Regions from separate parts of the Homo sapiens genome. Here regions 1 and 2 are each linked to region 3. The links are chromatin loops, found by intact Hi-C in ENCODE. Cell type or tissue: Panc1. All regions are shown on one strand.

Region 1 (8,000 bases), 360 kb after region 3:
TGGAAAGATATACACCAAGTGGGGTGTTAACATTATTACCTTAACTGATAAGATTTAAACAGATGTGTAGATATGTTTTTTAAAGTTTTTAAATCCTTATATATCTCCTAATGGTTCGCATATTGTATTAGTCTGTTCTCACATTGCTATAAAGAACTATCTGAGACTGGGTAATTTATTTAAAAAAGAGGTTTCATTGGTTCACAGTTCCACAGGCTGTACAGGAAGCATGGCAAGGGATGCCTCAGGAAACTTAGGATCATGGCGGAAGGCAAAGGGGAAGCAGGCACATCTTACCCGGTTGGAGCAGGAGGGAGAGAAGGTGGGAGAGGTACTACAAATTTAAACAACAAGATCTCATGAGAACGAACTCACTGTCACAAGAACAGCAAGGGGGAAGTCCGCCCCCATGGCCCATCACCTCCCACCAGGCCCCTCCTCCAACGTTAGGGATTACAATACAATTCGACATGAGATTTGAGTGGGGACACAAATCCAAACCGTATCACATATTAAAATAAGCAGGTGTTCTGAAAACATATCACATATTAAAACAAACAGGGGTTTTGAAAAATGGCTGGGTGTAGTGGCTCTGGCCTGTAATCCCAACACTTTGGGAGGCTGAGGCAGGCAGATCACTTGAGGCCAGGAGTTCAAGACCAGCCTGGCCAACATGGTGAAACCCCATCTCTCCTAAAAATACAAAAACTAGCCGGGTGTGGGGGCACACACCTGTAGTCCCAGCTACTCAGGAGACTGAGGTGGGAGGATTGCTTGAACCTGGAAGGCGGAGGCTGTAGTAAGCCAAGATCACACCACTGCCCCCCAGCCTCGGTGAGAGAGCGAGACTCTGTCTCAAAAAAAAGAAAAAAGGAAAACATTAAATATTTAAATAAGAAAGCACTATATTGCTCAATCAATATCAACTACTTCCTCAAGACTGTTAAAAAATACCAGATTGAATAAACTTGATATTCATCTAATTATGAAGCTAATTTAAAATAAATATTTAGGCCAGGTTCAGTAGGTCAAGCCTGTCATCCCAACGTTTTGGGAGATTGAAGCAGGAGGAATGCTTGAGCACAGGAGCTCAAGACCAGCCTGGGCAACATAGGGAGATCCTGTCTCTACAAAAAAATTAAAAATTAGCTGGGCATGGTGGCACATGCCTGCAGTCTCAGCTTCTCTGGAGGCTGAGGTGGGAGGATTGCTTGAGCCTAGGAGGTCAAGGATGCAGTCAGCCATGATCGTACTACTGCACTCCAGCCTGAGCAACAGAGCAAGACCATGCCTCAAAAAAAGAAAATAAATAAATAAATAGATTTTTAAAAAGTAGTATTTTCAGAGTCAAAGCTGGGAGGTACTTCAGCACACAATTCCTGCCTCATCCATATTACTACTACAATATGTAAAAACAGAAAAGATGTGTGGAAAAGAAATATTCATTACAAAACACTGAGGTTCTTATAAAACTCCAGCCAATATGAAAACCCTGGAAGTCCGGGATAAAGAGAAAATGCCTGGGCAGAGCATCCTCCCCAAGATCTTTACAAGTAAAGGCAGAAATAGGAGAATATATAAGAACTGTACCTAACCCTCAAAAAAACATGTAACTTCCGCTCCTGAGTCTCTCTGACCTTGATATAGAACCAAAGCCACAAGGGATTATGGGAAATAATCCTATTCACACTGACTCTGCAGCCAGTGACCTGGTTCCTCAGGCACAGGGAATGGCTAACTTGCCTTGTTCTAGCCAGTTCTATGCATGGAACAATTTCCAAACATTGTGGCACTAGTTCCCTTGTTTGTAACCCATCTATTTCAGAATCTAGAAGTAAAAAGGTGTATCACCTCCCAAATACAATAACCACCATTTCTTATTTAAAACTTAACATTTTAAAAGATAGACATGAAAAACAAAAATACAATAACCACCATTTCTTATTTAAAACTTAACATTTTAAAAGATAGACATGAAAAACAAAAATACAATAACCACCATTTCTTATTTAAAACTTAACATTTTAAATGATAGAAATGAAAAAACAAAAGATAGGAATAGTATATAATCCCACTGCCCTGTATATATATGTATGCATGTATATGTGTATGTGTATTAGCATGGTTACAATAATTAATTTGCATATTCAGCTATATTTTTACATTTGTCAAATATTTGGACATAAAGATGGACCGTGACATCTCTCAGCCAACTGACCACAGTTGACTCAGCTGTTCTGACTGGCTAGCAAGATGTTTGTGAAGGAGGGGGAGGAAAAAAAACAACTCTAACAAAGCTGAATATTCTGTCTGTGCAGACAGATCTAGCTTTTTAAAACAGAATCCTCAGGACTAACTTTAAAAAGTATTTTTCAGGGCCAGTATGGCCCTCTGAGAATTATGAAAAAGGGTATTTGAGACCTTATGAACACCCTTTTCTTGGAAGGAAAAGGCTAAAATCAGAAATAAGGTAAAAAAGGCTAAAATCAGGGACAAGATTTAACAAAACAGCTATGAGGATGTAAACAAAAAAGTATCTGAGACAGATCTCAATCAATTTAGAGGTTACTTTTGCCAAGGTTAAGGACCCATGGCTTGTGACACAGCCTCAGGAGGTCCTGAGAACATGTGCCCAAGGTTTTTGGGTTACAGACTGGTTTTATACATTTTAAGGCAAAGACAAAAGTTGATACATGTTAAGTATACATTGGTTTGGCGTGGAAAGGGGGCACACTGATACAGGAGTTAAGAAGAACTCACTTAGGCAGATAATAAGGGTACAGAAGTCCTTGGTAAGGTTTTCCTTTTAATAAGAAGCAGCCCCAAATCATTTTCTAACAAAGAGCAGCCTGTAAAATCAAGCTGCAGACATACATGCTGGCAGGTGTGCCAATCATGTTCAAAATAGTGGCTCCATCTTCCCTTCTCTGTCAGCCATGTGTATAGTAAGGAGCAGACAAGATGGCATCAGCCAAGGGGAAAGTTCCATTTGCATTAAAAAGATTAGGGTGGGGTGGCCAGCCTTCCCTGAGTACTATGTAAAGCTCACACCTGATTGAACCAATTTGTGAGCCCTATGTAAATCAGACACTGCCTCCTTAAGACTATAAAATCCGGCACATCCGCCGCCAGTCCACCTTTTGCTCTCAGAATTCCCCTCTCACACTAGAGAGAGAGCTGTTTTCCTTTCTTTTTGTTTCTCTTTCTCTTGCCTATTAAACCTCCATTCCTAAACTCCTCGTATGTGTCCGTGTCCTAAATTTTTCTGGCACGAGATGACAGACGCTGGGTATTTACCCCAGACAACATAGCCAATCATGTCAGGGTGCTCACTCAGGATACCAAGGTACAACGCTCATCAAAACGGTGAGTAGAGGAGTGGAATCCAACTCTGTCCTTTCATTTTGGGGCTGTTGGCCTCCACTTTAGAACTAAATCAAATCAATAATGGGCATCTGTCAGCCAGTTAAAAACACGGTTAGCGTGGCTGCCATTCTTAAAGACTCAGATGTGAGATTTACTGGGAAGAAAATGGAGAATCCCCCAGCACCCATGGGTTGCTGGGCATGTTGGCCATGTTTGAACCAGCTTCCTTTCATGGAGGACTTAGCCATTGTGCGGGGCTGTAAGAGGTTCTAGAGCAACTGAGGATTTCTGGCTGGGGCTACCTTCAGGTGTTATCCAAAGGCTTCTGGACTGATCCCAGTCTCTGACCACCTGATGGGGTGTTGGCAACAGGATCTCCAACTTTTCTATCATAATTTCCTCCTTTCCTGTCTGCGACTGTCATATCTCCTATTCTCTCTGTGTATGCTATGTGAGCGAAGTTTTACAGTTCAGTTATTTTGTTTGGCAAGATCAGGAAACGTTGTAGGGGATATAGCTCAAGGGAAGGCGTCTTTGAGATTTTCTAGAAACAGAAGGCTCCCCCCGACAGTGAGCATCACTCTCTGCCCTTGGTCTGAAGAGTATATAGCATTTGCAGGTCTCTCCCTGCCCTTGGTCTGGAGAGCAAACGGAACTTCCAGGTCACTCTGCCCTTGGTCTGGAGAGCACGTGGCATTTCCAGGTCTCTCTCTGACCTAGGACTGGAGAGCACATGGCGTGTCAAGGTCACTCTGCCCTTGGTCTGGAAAGCACATGGCATTTCAAGGTCAACAGCACCATCTAGTGAAACAGGGATCCTCTTCATGAGGCACATTGTCAGTCCTTTACCAAAAACAGCCTAGCTTCCCAATTCTCTTCCCTTTTTGAGCCTCTCTACTACAAACCAGGCTTCATGCTGCTTCTGTAAATGGGAAAATTCTGGCTTCAACAACTAGGAATAAAACATCCTCCAAAACCAAATTTTATTCTTGATACTGCTCCATCAACAGGAAAACAGCCATTTAGTCCCTACAATCTTTTTTTTTTTTTTTTTTTTTTGAGACGGAGTCTTGCTCTGTCACCCAGGCTGGAGTGCAATTGTGCAGTCTCGGCTCAATGCAACCTCCACCTCCTGGGTTCAAGAGATTCTCCTGCCTCAGCCTCCTGAGTAGCTGGGATTACAGGCACAGGTGGATTACATGCCACCATGCCCAGCTAATTTTTGTATTTTTAGTAGAGACGGGGTTTCACCATGTTGGTCAGGCTGGTCTCGAACTCCTGACCTCATGATCCACCTGTCTCGGCCTACCAAAGTGCTGGGATTACAGGCATGAGCCACCACACTCAGCCCCTATGATCTTTTAAGGCACCTATTCTGCCTCCAATCAGAATGGTACTTAATTAGTAAGGGGATTTTAAGTTCAGAAGTTAACCAGAACCATTCTCTAAGGGTAAACACTTTAGCATGGACTGTAATAGCAGGATATAGAGCTCAAACCAGCACACTTCCTCCATTAAGGAGGGAAGTGCAACAATTGCCCAAATGCAACTGTCGCATAGTCTCTCCCAAGATCCATTTTTCAGGGAGCCAGGCAGGTCACACAAGTCTAGGAAGTCAAAGGAAATCACAGGCAGAGGACTTGAGTTGCATGAATCAGTGTGACTAATCCCAATCACTTAGTTCCTCTGGTTCCATGGCTGGGGGTCACACCTGCAACCATGGGTGGCACATTAAACAAGGTGCCAGGACCCAGAAACCGCAGAGGGAAAACAGCAGGAGGGACGTCCCCACTGTTTTCCTCTCCACCCTGGGTCACACCAAAAGGAAGGTGAAAAAAGAGATGCCTTTTTGTCACTTCTCTCTCTAGATGGGTAACAGATCATCTTCAGCTTGCACCCCTCTGGAGTACATTCTGAAGCACAAGGACTCCTTTGACTCTAATAATTTAAAGAAAAATCAACTCATTTTCTTTTGCACAAGGGCATGGCCTTACTAGACCTTTGCAGGTGTTACAAAATCAACCCAGCTCTTTTAGTAGTCATATCAGGCAGGCCAATAGCAAATGATTCACCAAAGTTAGAGAAGTAACTTCCAGGGGAACAATCTAAGGATCCCCCTTATTCAGGGGCCCCTCAAGTTCCCTTCTCATTACAGTACCTTAGGCAAATAAAGGGAGACTTAGGCCAATTCTCCAATGACCCTGATAGGTATATAGAAGCTTTCTGAAATTTAACTCAGGTGTTTAACCTCTCATGAAGGGATGTTATGCTGCTTCTAAGCCAAACCCCAAACTACAGCTGAAAAACAGGCAGTTCTGCAGAAGGCAGAGAATTTTGGAAATGTACAATATGTCTCCTATAATAAGCAAAAAGGGAAAAGAGAAAATAGAGAAGATCAAGAAATAGAGGAAACATCATTGTCGATAGGAAGGGAAGCAATACCTCTTAACAACTCTAACTGGAACCCCCAGACTTTTCTATGGTATTTTTCCTTCTTTTACAGCTTAAAATGGCTCCTATATGCTTTTATAATGTTCTTTCAACCTGGGAAAAGTTAATTTTCCAAACCTTAAAAATGCTTGGCTTAGAGTTGAGCTGGGGAAAAGGAACTAGAAGCCTGACATGTGGGCAAAAGGGTAAAATTTTCTTACCAGTCAGGCTTTTGGCTTCTCTCTCCCTATCCAAACTGGCAAAAGGGATAAGGATTATTGTTTATATTTGTGGTTAAGTTTTAATTAATGAAAAGGGATTTGTGAGGTTGGTCTTAAACTGTAGCCAATCTGGTGTGCTTCGTGTATCTTTCTGTATGGTCCTGTGGAAAGAAAGGGTACCTTAGGTTAAGATGCAGACCCAGGACCCTATAAGCCTGCTGTTCAAGCCAGTCCAACAAAATGGTCAGTAACAAACTTGGCTACAGGCCTCCATCTTGTTTCATGTACTTGGAAACATGACGTGTAACCACGTGGCAATACTTTGTTTTAGTCTCTGCCATTTTACAACGGTGGGTGTCTTGTGCTAAGTTAGTTCCCGGGGAAGGGCCAAAAATCAGATAAGCCAGTTTATCAATCTAGGCAGAGCCAGCTGATCCATCAAGGGCAGAGTTTACAAAATATCTTAAATACTGATCTTGGGCAGTTAAGGGAGGATAAAATCTTGTAGCCTCCAGCTGCGTGACTCCTAAGCCATGGTTTCTCATTTTGTGGCTAGTTTCTTGGTCTGGTCCCCAGGCAAGAGGGAAGTATATCTTAGGAAGGGGCTGTTACCACCTTTGTTTTAGACTATACACTGTAAACCAGACACCTCCCAAAGTTGGTTCAGCCTATGCCCAGTGATGAGCAAGGACAGCTTAGGGGCTAAAAACAAAATGGAGTTGGTTGGGTCTGATCTCTTTCACTGTCTCAGTCACAATTTTGCAATGAGAGTTTCAAAAGTTACTTATCACCCCTTTGAAAATACCTGATACCTGGCAGGGCACGGTGGCTCACGCTTGTAATCCCTGCACTTTGGGAGGCAGAGATCACCTGAGGTCAGGAGTTTGAGACCAGCCTGACCAACATGGTGAAACCCCATCTGTACTAAAACTACAAAAATTAGCTGGGTGTGGTGGCTGGCACCTGTAATCCCAGGTATTTGGGAGGCTGAGGCAGGAGAATCATTGGAACCCGGGAGATGGGAGTTGCGGTGAGCTGAGATGGCGCCACTGCACTCCAGCCTGGGCGACAGAGCGAGACTCTGTCTCAAAAAAAAAGAAAAAAGAAAATACCTTGTACACTGGAGGTTAAGTCATAAACTAATTAAGGCTTGTTGGTCTCACCTGTGAGGTTACTTTTTGTGACATTCAAAAGCTGAAAATCTTAACTGCTTGGTGTGGCTAAAGTTTAGTAACAAGGGATTTAAAAGGATTTTCTGAAAGAGTGCTCAGCTTAATTAAAAGTGGATATCCCAGTTATAGATATACTTAAAAGGCTATTATGTTTTTCTCTTCTTGGATCATGTTTTTCTGGAAAAAGTCTTTTTTCTTTTTAGTCGACTGAATTATTTTTCTCCATTTTTTGTCTTGCCACTCTTAATGCACATATGACAGGCCCTAAGATAACTTCCGGTAGCCGGGGACTCCTTGGGAAAAACAGAGGAGGCACTACAGACCCTGTTTTGGGGGAGGGGGGGAAGAAAAAAAAACTGTTTTCCTCATGAAACCCCAGGAATTAAAAGCAGATCATTCCCTCTCAAAATCAAAGGCTCAGTTCTGTTTTGCATTGTGTTATCTGATAGTTTTGAGTTTTGGGGATATCAAATTACTTCACATTATGAGAGAGCTTTGGTGTGTAATAACTAGGTAGGAGATATACTTTAAGGAATGGCTAATAGTAGTTATGGAGGGATACTTAACTCTGCACATTTGAGTCAGAGAAGCATGCTCTTGGCCACCTATAAGATATGGAAACATCCCCACCCCCTATTGAGAGATAAGACTCCCATGAGGGATGGGCCGATTACAAAATAAGCCAATTGGCTTTGGGTTGCCTTGAAATGAAATGCACAGTAGAAGCACTGCACTCTCTTCTTCCACAGTATCTCCCACCTTTGGGGGATCCAAGATCCAGTATAAAATGGCGCCGTTAATTTTGCGGATC
Region 2 (8,000 bases), 72 kb after region 3:
AAAGCCCACCTCTACTAAAAATACAAAATTAGCCAGGCATGGTGGCACATGCCTGTAATCCCAGCTACTTGCCTCTCTGAGGCAGGAGAACTGCTTGAACCTGGGAGGTGGAGGTTGCAGTGAGCCGAGATCACACCATTGCACTCCAGCCTGGGCAACAAGAGTGAAACTCTGTCTCAAAAAAAAAAAAAAAAACAAAGAAAGCATGATGCCTTAGGGAAACTCAAGTAGTATGGGCATTAGTTAAGCATGGGCAAAGTGTAGGAGGGAGGCAACAGCAAGATTAGGAAGGGCCTTGTATGTGTGTTTGGGAGTTTGGATTTTATTTTCTTGAGATGGAGTCTTGCTCTGTCACCCCAGGTGGAATGCAGTGGTGTGATCTCGGCTCACTGCAACCTCTGCCTCCTGGGTTCAAGTGATTCTCCTGCCTCAGCCTCCCGAGTAGCTGGGATTACAGGAGCCCGCCACCACGCCCAGTTTCACCATGTTGGCCAGGCTGGTTTTGTACTTCTGACCTCAGGTGATCTACCCGCCTCAGCCTCCCAAAGTGCTGGGATTACAGGCATGAGCCACCATGCCCAGCTAAGTTTGGATTTTATTCTGAAGGCTGTTGGCACTATTATTTCATGCAGGGGAGTGATGTGAACATATCTGAGCTTTAGAAATCTCACTTCAGTAGGAGTGTGGATATTGAATTACAGGAAGGTAATCAATCAACCAGTTAGGAGATTGATAATTATGATGAGAACTGAAAGAGTCTGAATTAGGGCAGTGGCTGAAGGCTTAGATAAGAGGAGATAGATTCAAGGATGATTTAGGGTATAGAAATCTGTAGAATTTAGTGATTAATTGAATGTGTCATGGGGGTGGGTGGGGTAACATACAGCAAATAGTCTTGAATGACTCCCAGGATCCTCCAAATGATGTGTCTTTTCCAAAACGCTTTTCATGAATCTTAGAAGATTTGGTAGATAATTTGGAGCTGGAATCACAGGGATATGTTGGGGCTAGGACAGTGTTCCTTGTTCATTTCTTTGGGGCACCACGAACTGCGCCTATAGAAGATGCCAAACTTAATAAATGCCTGTTCTGACTGCTCCACCAACCCGTCATTCCCATCTTTACCTCTCCTCAGGCCTCCCTATTCCCTGAGACACAACAATATTGAAATCAGGCCAATTAATAACCCTAAATGGCCTCTAAGTGTTCAAGTGAAAGGAAGAGTCACATATCTGTCACTTGAAATAAAAAGCTAGAAACGATTAAGATTATTGAGGAAGGCATGTCGAAAGCCAAGACAGGCTGAAAGCTAGGCCTCTTATACCAGTTAGCCAAGTTGTGAATGCAAAGGAAAAGTTATTGAAGGAAATTAAAAGTGCTATTCCAGTGAACACACAAATAAGAAAGCAAAACAGCCTTATTGCAGATACAGAGAAAGTTTGAGTGGTCTGTATAGAAGCTGAAACCAGCCACAGTATTCCCTTAAGCCAAAACCTAATCCAGAGCAAGGCCCTAACTCTCTTCAATTCTATGAAGGCTGGGGAAGAAGTTACAGAAGAAAAGTTGGATGCCAACAGAGGTGGGTTCATGAGGTTTACAGAAAGAAGTCGTCTCTATAACATAAAAGTACAAGGTGAAGGAACAAGTGCTGATGCAAAATGTACTTAGTGAATGGTCCTTTTTAGTAGCAACCAGTACTTGTCACTTTAAGTTTCGCTTTAGTAGTTAAAGTGATTTAATGAAATAATTTTTAAAAACTTCAACCTTTACAATTAATGCTTTTCCTTATCTTTCAGCTGGGCTGCTGCATGTGGCCAGGTTCAGTGGGCTTTGTAGATGTCTGTTTTTCTACTTACCCCTCCTCCCTCCTTCAGCTTGCTAATTCTTTTTTCTCCGGGGCTTAAGCAGGACAGGAGAGGGAAGAGATGAAGAAAGCCTTTACTTGACTAATACAGTCATAAACTAATTTTAAGGCTTGGCAGATAAGTTAGGCATGGTGGCTCATGCCTGTAATCCCAGCACTTTGGGAGGCTGAGGCGGGTAGATCAGTTGAGACCAGGAGTTTGAGACCAGCCTGGCTAACATGGCAAAAACCCGTCTCTACTAAAGATACAAAAATTAGCCGGGTGTGGTGGTGTGCACCTGTAATCCCAGCTACTCGGGAGGCTGAGGCAGAATTGTTGGAACCTGGGAGGCAGAGGTTGCAGTGAACCGAAATAGCGCTACTGCACTCCAGCCTGGGCGACAGAGTGAGACTCCATCTCAAAAAAAAAAAAAAAAAAAAAAAAAGGCCTGGCAGGTATCTAAAGTTGACTCGTTTTCAAGAGGTCCTTTTATAGGTTCTTCAGAAATTCTCTCCCCATTGGTGGAGATATCTCTTCTATAGTGAGTTACTTCAGTGTGGGTGAATCTGGCTCCTGTGGTTGGTCACTTACAACTCCATTAAAAATTTCTAGACATTAAAAAACTCAACTTTATTGAGATATAGTTTACATAAAATAAAATGTATAAATCTTAAGTATACAGGTCAATGAATTTTGACAAATACATACCCATGTAACCACCTCCAAAATCGAGATAAAGAAAATTTTCCTTATGCCCCTTCTTTCTTTCTTAGTATAAATCCACAGGCATTTGACAGCATATCCCCTGCTTCTTTCTGCTGAAGTCTCCTCAAAATTTCAGATAATTTATCTAACGAGATCAAGAAACGCTAAAGACATGGCCCATATCCGGTCTATGGGTAGCACTCATGCATCCCTTGCTTATAAATGGGAAGTAATTGTCACTAAATTATACCTTTTTAAATGGTTGATTTTATTTTATGTGATGCCTCGATGGGAATATGTTTGTGTAGGGCCCTGGGAAGGTTTATGCTTGCTCTGAGTATAGGAGATAGGGCCCAAAGTAAAATTCTTAGGTTCCATCTTCTTTTCCCTTCCCCATACTGTCTCTTGTCACCCCCTACCTCTACATATGCTTGTCTGGATTAAAACTTGCAAGAGATGGTGGGAGGCAGGCCTGAGGTTGCTTTTTTTTTCTTTTTCTTGAAATGCTGCAACTCTGGCAGATATCTGGGGGCTCTTTCCTTACCCCTCCTTGCCTTTCTGGGAATAGCCTTCTGGACAATTAAGAGGCTTAGTCCCTAGTGAGAATGAAGGAGCAGGTTTATGCTGGTTTCCCAGGGACTCTAATTCTTCCTAAGTTGCATGAGTACGAGGGAGGAAGAGCACTGACTGCCTCCTTTGGAATTTCCCTAGGGCCTCTATCTTTTTCAAAAAAAGGGTGTTTCTCTTGGACATCCTGGGCTTCACTATCTTGCCAGAAGTGATGAGGGCCCCAAAGCCTTGTTTATGGGAGAATGCATAGGCAGAACGTCGAGTGCTTGAGTGTTTCAGTTTGGTCCAGACTGGGGACTGCTGTGGAAGTCTCCTGCACTCTTGAATTCTGTCAAAAACCTATAGCCAGAGCATGGGGGATAGGGTTTTCATCCACAGAGGCAAAAGCAAAAGAAGGTCATGAATTATATCTGCGTAGATTTTCTGTTGCACTTACTTTGTCCATGCTGATAGGCCAGAATAGTGGTTTAAGAAATTGGTGCCCAATCACAGGCAACATACAGAGGACCACACTGAGGATAATGCTCAGCAGCATTTGCGGCTGGTTCAGAGAATTCCTGACCACACCTGTAAACAGTGAGCCAGGAGGGGAAAGGCTGAAACAGAGCCTGGAGGACCGGGGTAGGACCAGGGGTAGGAGTTACCAGCCAGAACGTAGACACCTCTCTAGTCCAAAGAAGGAAGTTACTGACTTGTAGTTAGTTTAGGCTCCTGAGAAATAATATAAATACAAAAGAATTGTAGTTGGGTCCTTTGTGCAGCCAAAGTCACTGTGAATCCATGTGCCTCTCTCTCCCTCTAAAGGCAGGGCAGGGTAGGGCAGGATAGGAGAGCAGGGGTAAGTTATGAGGGAATCCTAGAGCACTGGCTTGCATCCAAAAATGGGAAAGAAAGCTTTGGAGGAGGAAAAAACAAAAAAATAAAAATAAAAAAGGTAAAAAAAAAAAATTAAAAAAAGAAAAAAAAAGATTTGAAGGAGAAAAATAAGTTAGTGGCCTGACAAAAGGTGAGAGACAGCCAGGTGCGGTGGCTCACGCTTGTAATCCCAGCACTTTGGGAGCCCCAGGCCGGCAGATTGCTTGAGGCCGGGAGTTTGAGGCCACCCTGGCCAACATGGCAAAAACACGTCTCTACCAAAAATACAAAAAAATGAGCAGTGCATGGTGGTGCACAACTGTAGTCCCAGCTAGTGGGGAGGCTGAGGCACGAGAATCGCTTAAACCCAGGAGGCAGAGGTTGCAGTGAGCCAAGATTGCACCACTGCACTCCAGCCAAGGCGACAGAGGTAGAGCAACAGAGTCTCAAAAAATTAAAAATAAAAACAAAAAGATGGGAGCCAACTACATCTACATATCTACTCTCTATATTTTGTCTTCAGCAAAGTGGAGATGAGAGAGAGGGAAAAATTATGGGAGACAACAAGGCGATATGCCACAGCATAAAGGACATTGAACTGGAACCAGGAAACCTAGATTTAAGTCCTTTAATTAAAAAAAAACCCTCCGGTGTCTAAAATGGCTCTAAAAATTGTTGCACTGCCTACCTCTTAGGATGCTGATAAATAGCAAATCTCGTAAGACATTTGAAAATACCTTGGAAACTCAAATAAGGTAACTTATTTCCCTAGCTACATTTTGAGCCCTTTTAGGGCAGAGACCATGTCTTATTTATATCTCTAGCCTAGCACATAGTAATGGCTTCTCGGTAAACATTTATTAAATAAATATACCTGGTTCCCCACCCTCCGCCCACTGGGCAGGGCCTTACCTAGGAATTGGAAGACGTCAGGGAATACTAGACACAAGCCATCGCTGTACAGGAGGAATGACACCCAAAAGTAGAAACCCAGGCTACCCCAGATGACAACATGGTTTATCATTGTCCAGTAGGTTGTCCTCAGGGCGATCTGAAAAGTACCCTCTTATGGGACCTGTAACCTGGGACCTGTCAGCTACCTCCCCCCTCCAATTATGTAATGAAGGTTGCTCCCTTCCCACACTCTCACCCTCTATTCCTCCCACTCTTTCAGAGAGGCCCCCACCCAATCCCCTTACCCCCACCACCACTGGCCACACCTGCATTGCGACCACCCAGATCAAGGAGGTCTGCACCACCAGGGAGAAGGACTGGTAGTCGGAGATGTCCTTCCCATCATTTCGTTCTGCATTGTAAAGAGCCCCCATGGGGACAAAGAACAACACGAAGGAACTGTAGATCCCATGCATTAAACACTTCACAAATTCTTTCTTGTTGAAATAGAGGTTGTGCTGGCCTGGCTCATACAGCTCTGGGAAATGGAGGCTCCATGTCTCATTCACATCCTGGAAGCACCCGAGGGTAAGGAGGGAGGCTCAGGGTCTCTCCATAGAAGGTCCCATCTCCATCAGAGTAGAGGCTTCTCCCCTCACCAGGTCTGCTGCCAGGCTGCCTAGGAGCTTCCTTATGGGTTACTGGAGAAGTGGAACCAGAGAACACAGCAGTGACCACAGACCCTTCCTGAAGTCCTACTCTCTAGGCAAGGATCTGGGTAGTGGAAGGAAGCTGGGAGAAGTTCGGGATGCTGGGAAGGACTTGGAGGGAGTTAGAATTGGGGAGTTATGAAAGGGAGCAACTAGGCTTGTGGGTAGCTGGGAGGGAGGACTGGAGCTTGAGATGGGGGAGGCAGCTGGGACATAAGTCCCCAGGTGTAAGAGTTCTTTCAGTTGAGATGGAGTCTTGCTCTATCACCCAGTCTGGAGTGCAGTGGCACCATCTCGGCTTATTGCAACCTCTACTTCTCAGGTTCAAGCAATTCTCTTGTCTCAGCCTCCTGAGTAGCTGGGATTACAGGTGTGTGCCACCACACCTGGCTAATTTTTATATTTTTAGTAGAGATGGGGTTTCGCCATGTTGGCCAAGCTGGTCTCAAACTCCTGACCTCAAATGATCCACCTGCCTCGGCCTCCCAAAGTGCTGGGGTTACAGGTGTGAGCCACCGTACCCGGCCATAGTTGAATATTCTTTATGCCAAAAGTCAATATGGGAGAAAGCAACATCAATGGGGACCAGTTAGTCTTTTAGAGGTATTCATGTTCTGTGAGGTTTCTCCCACTCCCATAGCTACTGGTGAACTGAAGGTGAAAAAATTACTCAAAGTGGATGTCATTGGATCATCTTCATCTCCTAACTCTGAAACTTTGGATACAAAGCTTGGGGCTGGCTTCAGAGATGGATCCCTAGAATTAGGCCACTGAAGCTGGATGGACTGTTGAGTAATACAACCCACCCCTCTTGTTGTTCTGAGGTTAGCAGTTACTTCCTGGAGAATTTCCTTTAGAGCTATTTCCCATGGAGACCAAGAGCCATGATCCCATGATGTCCTATTTCAGCTACTTTATTCCTTTTTGGAGACTCATTTTCTACTCCATGTGCCCAGGACTAGAGGTTGGGGTAGAAGACAAGGGAGAGGTAGGGTCCCAGGACCCTCAATTTCTGACAGGGACAGACGGTATCCCTTAGTCTGGCTCCTTATGATATAAACTATCACACCCATACTCCCATGCCTGGCCTTCAGGACTCCCTCCCAGGCCCTCCTGCTTTGGCTTATCTCATCCTCATTATCGCTGAAGGAGTCTCTCCTTTTTGAAGTCCCATACGTTACCCAGTCCTACCCCAATAACTCTATTTTCTTTTCTTTATTTTTTTCCATTCATATTCTGCTTATGTTATTTAATTTTTCCTTATTTTTCCATATATATTTTAATTACTTTTATATATACTCAATTTACTGTACAGCACAATTTCCATGTTTCTCTCTACAAAGATAAAATTGATACAGGAAAACTTGGCTAAAACTGAGGATTATTCTCTGTTGAGGAGGATTTTTTACTTTATCTCATGATACCTATCTAGGTGATGAGCTCTTTTCCCCGCTCTGGAAATTATTCCCTTTACACTGGATTTTGTAGAGCCCAGCTCTTGCTGTATTCTTCATTCTTAGGGATATTCCTCAAGGGCCCAGGGGCTTCAACGCTGACCAGGGGCTTGCTGCTGGATCTTACCTGATCAAACAGACTCATGCACAGGACAGGGAGGGAAGTGTAGACCAGACTGTAGCATGTGATAAACCAGGTCTCATAAACTGTCTGGAAGAATACCAAGGAGATTTTGTAGGCTCCTCTCTTCTCTACAGTCCCAGCTCCACCTTCCAGGTCCAAGATAGCCACCTTCATCCCTCGACCCCTGCCCCCCCGCCCCACCCCCACACACATTAACCTACAGCAGGAGAAACCTGACTGAGAATGTTGACCCCAGTCTCTACTTGATCCTACTTTATTAGAACCCTAGGTCCTAGGATAGAGTAAGGCCACACCAAGCTTTCAAGGTGGATCTGGACCAATCCCACCATAACCTATACAGCCCCGCACAGAAAGGACACAGAGTGATTGCTAGGGAATGCTAGCTGTACCCCTGCATTCCTAGGCAGGTAAACCTTTGTACTTTTTTTTTTTTTTTTTTTTGAGATGGAGTCTTGCTCTGTCACCCAGGCTGGAGTGCAGTGGTGTGATCTCAGCTCACTGTAACCTCTGCCTCCTGGGTTCAAGCAATTCTCCTGCCTCAGCCTCCAGAGTAGCTGGGACTACAGGCACCCACCACCACACCCAGTTAATTTTTGTATTTTTTGTAGAGACGGGGTTTTGCCATGTTGGACAGGCTGGTCTTGAACTTCTGACCTCAGTTGATCCACCTGCCTCGGCCTCCCAAAGTGTTGGAATTACAGGTGTGAGCCACTTTGCCCAGTCTTTGGACTCTTTACTTGCTTAGTGGCATTCAGTGGCTTCTGTAGCACTGCATACCGCCTAATATTGGCAAGCAGAATAGACCCAATGACCCTTCCCTGGC
Region 3 (8,000 bases):
CTTCAGAGAACAGAGTTCCCTAGTTATAAACTCCTTTAACTTCCCTCTACCTCCAAAATCCATAACAATCTCATATGTACACCCCTCACTCCCCTGCCCACTTGCATCCCCTTCGCGTCCTGGAGGAAGGTGGCCGTTTCCCTTCTTGCCCGGGTTCTTTCTCCCTGAGCTCTGATTCTCCCCTTCTGCCTTTGCAAGGAACTTCAGCTCTCTCTTCACAGGCTCATCTTCAGCCCACAATTATGCTCAGTTCTCTCCATCTCCCTAAAAATGTTCTTAGTTCAGTGGTCACTTATTTGCTAAATAGTGTGGGTCTTGTCAATCTTCATCTTACTAGATGTCACCAACACTCTTACCCAAGCTGCTGGGCCCTCTAGTACCTTCACCCGCCCCCTCCAAGAGCACTGAGGCATTTTTTGATGACATGGAAGCCTCCTCATGAGACTTTGCTCACTGCAGGAAGGGACCGGAGCGTGACTCTGAAAGCCTCTGATGAATGACCCTTGCTCACTCACATGCACTCATGATACACAGCACACAGCTTCCTCCTCTGGCCCCAGAGCCTGTGTGCTCCAACACCTTCCCAGCACCTGGAGATTTGTTTGTGGTTTTCTTTTGAAAAGGAGTTTTCAGTTTTGTTGCCCAGGCTGGAGTGCAATGGTGTGATCTTGGCTCACTGCAACCTCCACCTCCTGGGTTCAAGTAATTCTCCTGCCTCAGCCTCCCGAGTAGCTGGGATTACACGCGCCCACCACAACACCCAGCTAATTTTTTTTTGTGTTTTTAGTAGAGATGGGGTTTCACCATGTTGGCCAGGCTGGCCTCGAACTCCTGACCTCATGATCCACCTGCCTTGGCCTCCCAAAGTGCTGGGATTACAGGCGTGAGCCACTGGGCCCAGCCAGCACTTAGAGGTTTCAGACTGGCTAGGTAGTAGGGCAAGTGTGAGGAGGTAGTGACAGCAGAGTCCCTGGCCTGAGCTGGGGGTTGTATGCACCTTTTTTCTGAAGCAGGTCAATGGAAATGGCCTCTGAGCTGCCATCTGGGGACAGACAAAACTCAGCTGGAGGCTTCTCCGTCAAGGAAAAGGGGTCCTGGAAGTCAGGGCAGGTCAGTGGTAACGGCTTCACTGCTTGGCCTGGAAAGAAGAGAAAAATCAATCCTGAGCAACTCTCAGTGCAGGAGTTCCAGGCCAGTTCAGTGCCTCGTACCGTCTGAGACACGTTCCTTTGGGACTGACCCCTTCTCTAGCCCTTTCCAGCCATGGCAGAGCCTGCCCCGGGTGTACTGGGGACCCTGCTCACACACCATTCAGCCGGCAGTTCAGATGGCTGGCAGCACTGAGGGAGCCAGGGAACTCAAAGATAGGGTTTCTTCGGGCCAGCCGAGCTTCTTGTGATCTTCGGTCTAGGCTCCCTGACAAACCAGGTGGCCCTAGTGGGTTCTTCCTCCTGTATTCCCGCCACTTGAGGGCTTGAGGGGATAGGTGGTTGGCTGGAAGCAGAACAGATTAGCAGAAAGACAAGAGTTGGCAGGAGACAGCGAGACAGAGTTTCACATCCACCCAGTGGGCCCATATGAAACACTAGATTATCTGTGGATATTATCTACAGATGCTGAGGGAGGGATGCAGACATCCTAACCTCTGGCCCCAGGTGAGAGTGTAAGCAACCACTCAAAGGGGAGGTGGTGGAAGTGCTTGCGTGAGGTGGCGGGTTGGGTAGGGAGATGCTGGAGCTCGTACCATTACTGGGCCTGGTGGCCATGCTGCCCTCACCACCTCCCCGGGCCAGGCTCTCTGCTCGGCTGAGGCCAGATCGCCAGGAGCCCAGAGGCGGCAAGCTTCCTGTTCCATGGAGCCGGTACTCAGTCAAGGTCAGTATCTTCTGATCCTCCTTCTGCGGCTGCTGGGAGGTGGCAGGCCGGACAGCAGAAGGACAGGAGTGGCTCCATGGGGGCAGGCTTTCTGTGGCTGTGGGCTGCTCTGGGGGAGGGGAGCACGAAGTGGAGGCAGAAGAGTCAGTGCTGGGCCCAAAGGGGCCAACACTCCGGATGGGGGAGTAGCTGCCCAGGGGCGATGGCCGAGAGGTCTCTGGCTCAGACCCAGCTTTCCTGGCACCTCTGCCAGTGGCTCGGGGAGTGGATGCCTGCGGTTCCCCTGAGGGAGCTGGGACTGAGACTTGAGCAGCAGGGGCAGCCAGTGGGGCAGGCTGCTGTGTACGGCTGCAGCCTGAGAGGCTGTAGAGCTGGGAAAGGCTGTGGAGGGCCCGGGCCTTGGCCAGCTGCTTGGGGAAGTGGTGCTGGAACACGAAGGGCTGGATGGGCAGTGTGGTTGGCCTCTGTTCCTTGCTGTAGCGAAGGACTGGTCGGCTCTCGGTGCCACCCCCTGTAGCAAAGGGATGGAGAAGAAATCAGTAGACAGACACTGAAACCCATATGAGAGAAAACCCAGAAGCAGAGATGGGAGAGGGGAGAGGGGCAGGGACCTGGCTGGCAGGAATTGAATGGGGTAGAAGTTCGTGGAATGGGACACTGCTCCCCTCTTTTGTAAAACGCTTCCTATTGCTTTTATGGTGCTGGACTGTCTTGTACCTCTCTGCTGTTCAGTCCCTCTTCATTTTCTTGACTCCAAAGGTGAGTGTATCTTAAGGCTCAACTCTTGCATCTCACCTTACACTTTATTTCTTGAGAAGTTTTGAGTTCAGACTTCTACGGGATGACTCCCAAACCCACAGCTTTAGCCTGGACCTTCCTCTTCATCTCCAGATCATTCTGCTTTATAGTTCTGCTTTCACTTAAAATGTGCTATAACCGCTTATCCATCACCTTTCTCCTTTTTTCCGATGACTTCCATTTCTATCAATGGCAGAACCATTTTCTTTGTTTCTAAGTCTTGGAGTCACAGTCACACACATTTTCAGTGATGAAAATGTTTCAGATGTTACTGACTTCAAGCTTTTGCTCATTATCCCATCTCCAATCATGCCAGCACATTTCATTCCTGAGCATATCGAACCATAGTAAGATATTTCTTTACTTGCAGCCTACCTGTTATCTGTATCTACCCCCACTCCCACTCTTTTCACGATCCTGGCATTGGAACCTCAGAGTCCACATTTGCTCCCCCTGAACGGAGGTATGTTCCCCAAGGCTGGGCCTCTCCTGTTCTTTCAGGCAGTCTTCAGGTCAATGTCCTTCAAAACGTGGTGCTCAGAACTAAACACAAAACTCCAGGACACTGGAGTGGGACAGTGGATGGACTGCACTTCCAACAAAACACTGTAGATCTCCGAATAAACGTAAGATGGCGCTATAAGCACGCACCCGGCCTAAAGCCCTGGTGAAAGCTCACCAGCAGTGGGGCTCAGTAGCTCTGCGAGGCGGGAATTAGTTCTCTTACTTGACATATTAGGAAATGTGAAATGTAGACAGATTAAAGCACTTGCTCAAGGTCAAACAACTAGGAAGTGGCAGAGCTAGAATTCTGCCTAACCCAGAGTCTGATTTCAGAGCCACTGTTCTTTTTACCACATTGTACTACATGTGAAATTGTATCAGGCCAGGTTTTCCTATCCCTCATCTTATTTACATCAAAGAGTCAGAGGGGATGGGGACCACAATCCCATTAGGGAGGTGCTTCTGAATCACTCCCAGGGGACACTTTCAAGCTCCACCCTCCTGCTATACCCAGTCACTGCTTACACAGACTCTGCATTCTCCCTGGCCCACTGTGCTCCAGCCACACTTCCCCGTCCTTAAACACACCAGATGCATGAACATCTCCGGGCCTTTTGCACCTGCTTTTCTTTCTGTCTGAATCTTCTCACCATTCAGGCATCAGCTCAAATATCACCCCCTCAATAAGACCTTCTCTGACTACGTCAGCCCCTCTGGCAAGTTGCTCTCTATCCCATTACCCTGTTTCATTTTCTTTTCAGCATTGTTGAACTTTCCAGCAATTAAAAGTTGTCCTTTTAATGTGTTTATTGTCCATTACTGCTCCTAAGAGCTCCAGAAAAGTGGGGATTTTATATTGTTCACTGCTGGATCCATAATGCCTGGAACAGAGGCTGGCACACAGTATGGAGTGAAAAACCATCTGTTAAATGAGGGAATCTCCACGGTCACTCTTGATTCAAGCCAGTCTCACTACAACCAGAAGCTTCTTACATACACCAACTAGCTTCTGAGATACAAATTTTATCTCCCAGAATAAAGTCTAATCTTCTCAGTGAGCTAGTTGCCCACACCTGCTACGAGCTAGGCTGCTCTCCCTTCAGACTTCCACACCTGCCCCCACTGACCCTACTCTTCCCAGTCCATCCCTGTCATGAAGCCCACTGCTTTTCCCATCAGGAATGTGTCCTTCCTTTCCGCCTATTTAAGTATCAGTTTTCAAGGCTGAGCTGACTCTGGCTATCGGATTAGGTCATCCCAACCACAGCATTATTATACCCCCTATACAAAGTATGTCTGAATTAGACTGCTTATTCCTACCCTTTTAAAACTCCTCTCTGCTAAGTTCCCAGGATACAGACTGAGGCAGAGGAATAAGATCAGGTAAGAAGGGGGCCCCTGTGGGGAATGGGTCTTAGTTCTACCCTCAGGGAATACACAGAATAAGTTTTCTCACTTTTCTATGTGACATTCATTAAGAAAACCAGAGACAGAGACCGTATTCACCCGAGTCAGTTTTTCTCTAGGTTAAATAGCCCCAGTCCCCCAGTTCCTCAGTTCCTTCTTAAGATGTGGTACCCAGAACTCAATGGAATACCACTGAGCACTCACTGGTTCGGAGGAGTGAGAGACTATCCACTCTTTCTTTCTGGAGTCTATGAATGAATCCAGTCATCTTAACTTTTTGGAAGCTCTACCAACTGCTGACTCAATCTGAGTTTGCAATCAAATATCCCAAATCAACTCAAGTGCAGGTTACATATCAAACTTCACATTGGTCTCTGCTTTATTAGTTTTGTTCTTTCAAGATTCAGTAAGATCCCTTTAAATCTTGATTCTGCTGCTCAGTATCTCAAAGAGCCGTCTCAGCTGCCTTTTTTATTTTTATTTTTTAATTTACTTTTTTCTGAGACAGAGTCTCACTTTGTCACCCATGCTGGAGTGCAGTGGCGTGATCTCAGCTTACTGCAACTTCCGCCTTCCAGGTTCAAGCGATTATTGTGCCTCAGCCTCCCGGGTAGATGGGACTACAGGCGTGCGCCACCATGCCTAGCTAATTTTTGTATTTTTAGTAGAGATGGGGTTTCTCCATGTTGGCCAGGCTGGTCTCGAACTCCTGGCCTCAAATGATTTCCCCACCTCAGCCTCCCAAAGTGCTGGGATTACAGGCATGAGCCACCACACCTGGCCTACTTTAATTTTTTTTAGAGACAGGATCTCACTTTTTGCCCAGGCTGGGATGCAGTGGTGCAATCATAGCTCACTGTGCCTCAAACTCCTGGGCTCAGGCGATCCTCCTGCCTCAGCCTCCCGAGTAGCTAGGACTACAGGCATGTGCCATCACTCCCAGCTGTTTTTAAATTTTTTTTTCTGTAGACACAGGGTCTCACTATATTGCCCAGGCTGGTCTCAAACCCCTGGCTTCAAGTGATCCTCCTGCCTCAGCCTCCCAAAGTGCTGGGATTATAGGTGTGAGCCACCATGCCCAGCCGACCTTCTCAGCTTCCTATACTGTCATTCCTAGATTGGATCAACCTGTCCCTTCTTTTGTCATTCAAAGCTTGATGAATTGTCATTCATTTTTGATTTAGAAAAAAGCTGTACAGAATCAAGAGAAGACTGGAGACTTATGGAACAGAGCAGCATGTTGATATGTCTTAATCTGATAGAGAAAACACATCTCTGACCAGGATATTTCTTGCCCTCAGAATGCCAGTCATAGTATCCCACGAGATGCACCCAGCAGACAGACACTGCAGTCTAAGGGAGTGGGTTCAAAGGACCCAGTCAATCCTTGCTGTTTCTGATCCTGCCCCTTCCCTAGAGATCTCCCTCCCATGCCCACCCCAAGGACAGCTCTTCAGTGTATGTTAGGAACATGAAGTCTTCTGATGGACTGTGATCTCCCTGACAGCACAGATATTATTTATGGTTTTAAAACATTTTCTTTTGTGAAGCCAACAGACCCAACCTAAGGCTACAGCACAGCTGTGAGCCTCTGCTATCCCTGCTTTACCTCCCTTTCCTTCTAAACCCTCTGAGATCTGGCTTCCACTCTCACTACTCCTGAATGTTGCCTTCAGGATTCTTCATTATCTTAGGTGATTTCTCTTTAGAACTCTTTTGGTTCAAACTTTTTTTAAACTTTCTCCTCCTTTGGTTCCTGTGACTTCACTCTCTCCTGGTTTTTCTTTTTTTTTGAGACGGACTCTCACTTTGTCACCCAGACTGGAGTGCAGTGGCATAATCTTGGCTCACTGCAACCTCTGCCTCCCAGGTTCAAGCGATTCTCCTGCCTCAGCCTCCCATGTAGCTGGAACTACAGGCACCCGCCACCACACCTAATTTTTGTATTTTTAGTAGAGATGGGGTTTCACCATGTTGGTCAGGCTGGTGAACTCCTGACCTCAGGTGACCCGCGCACCTCGGCCTCCCGAAGTGCTAGGATTACAGGCATGAGCCACCATGCCCGGCCTCTCCTGGTTTTTCTTCTATTGTCCTAATTCTTCTGTCTCTTTTGAGGGTGCTGCTCATCCCTTAAGTCACAGTATCCCCTTCTTCCCTTTATAACTCAACACATTCTCCCTGGATCCTCTCTCAGCCACACACATAGCTTCAGCTACCACTTTTGTTTTTTATTTTTGAGACAGAGTCTCACTCTGTTTCCCAAGCTGGAGTGCAGTGGCATGATCTAGGCTCACTGCAACCTCTGTCTCCTGGGTTCAAGCGATTCTCCTGCCTCGGCCTTCCATGTCGCTGGGATTACAGGCGTGCACCACCACACCCGGCTAATTTTTGTATTTTTAGTAGAGATGGGGTTTCACCATGTTGGCCAGGCTGGTCTTGAACTCCCGAACTCAGGTGATCTGCCTGCCTCAGTCTCCTAAAGTGCTGGGACTATAGGTATGAGTCACCACGCCCAGCAAGTGCCAGCTACCACTTTTATTCCAATGACTTTCCAATCTACACAGTGCTTTCTCCTGACTTCAGGAAGACACCCCTTCCAGTCCATCTTCTACCCAAACAACCAGTGATCCAATTACTTTTTTTTTTTTTTTGAGGTGGAGTTTCGCTCTTGTTGCCCAGGCTGGAGTGCAGTGGCGTGATCTCGGCTCACTGCAATCTCCATCCCAGATTCAAGTGATTCTCCTGCCTCAGCCTCCAGAGTAGCTGGGATTACAGGCATGCGCCACCATGCCTAGCTAATTTTTGTATTATTAGTAGAGATGGGGTTTTACCATGTTGGCCAGGCTGGTCTTGAAAACCTGACCTGAGGTGATCCGCCCGCCTTGGCCTCCCAAAGTGCTGGGATTACAGGTGTAAGCCACTGTGCCCAGCCCAATTACTTTTTTTTTAAACAAGGCCTGAAGGAACAACCAACCAGTGATCTTTCTAAATGCAAATCAAAACATATAATTAAGCAGACAGAAAAACCAAACCAAACAAAAACAAACAAATGCCAAAAGCCATTTCTCTAAAATTTTTCAGTGGTTCCACCTGTGTTCCACTATGGCTTCACCAAATTATATGCAGTTCCTAGAAAGGGTCAAGCTATTCTGTGCCTTTGTGGTTTTGTACAGACAATCCTGTGAGCCTAGAACATTCTTCTTACAAGTCGTCACAAAGCCCAATCCTAATCATCTTTCTAGATTGGGCTTAAATGTAACTGCATTAGCAGTTCCTCCCTGACGTTTCAGTCTGATTTACATACCCCTTTCACTGGCCAGTACGGAACACTGCCATCTCTGCATTTTAATGATCAACTACGTTTTCTGTTTCTGTCCTTAGCTGGAATCCTTGAAAACAGAGTCATCCCTCTCATC

Evidence for each region. A loop is a pair of places that touch in the nucleus more often than their neighbours do. Peaks named below come from ENCODE experiments on the same cell type or tissue, not always from the same donor. Only the 100,000 strongest peaks of a DNase experiment are listed, where the experiment ranks them.
Region 1: it touches region 3 in a loop (4-fold over the local background); 2 of 110 quality-filtered maps call a loop at or near these places.
Region 2: a loop joins it to region 3, with 10 times the contacts of the local background. A loop is called at or near these places in 102 of 110 quality-filtered maps.

The regions. Positions count from the first base shown.
Region 1 is chr9:35,190,083-35,198,082 of GRCh38, reverse strand. All of the region lies in intron 1 of UNC13B (unc-13 homolog B), which reads right to left. Among named protein-coding and RNA genes, the nearest start is that of UNC13B, 32 kb to the right of the region's middle. RefSeq lists an enhancer at 3,977-4,271. In Panc1, a CTCF peak has its summit at 4,106; no DNase peak of the experiment used is centred here.
Region 2 is chr9:35,477,485-35,485,484 of GRCh38, reverse strand. It overlaps the pseudogene ATP8B5P. Among named protein-coding and RNA genes, the nearest start is that of RUSC2, 8.6 kb to the left of the region's middle. RefSeq lists a silencer at 3,322-3,556. In Panc1, CTCF peaks have their summits at 3,701 and 3,913; a DNase peak (open chromatin) is centred at 3,904; H3K27ac peaks cover 5,261 bases.
Region 3 is chr9:35,549,446-35,557,445 of GRCh38, reverse strand. RUSC2 (RUN and SH3 domain containing 2) reads right to left here. Exons shown (of 12, transcript NM_014806.5): 3 at 1,745-2,386; 4 at 1,309-1,494; 5 at 998-1,138. Among named protein-coding and RNA genes, the nearest start is that of CIMIP2B, 10 kb to the left of the region's middle. In Panc1, no CTCF peak of the experiment used is centred here; a DNase peak (open chromatin) is centred at 3,375; H3K27ac peaks cover 5,354 bases.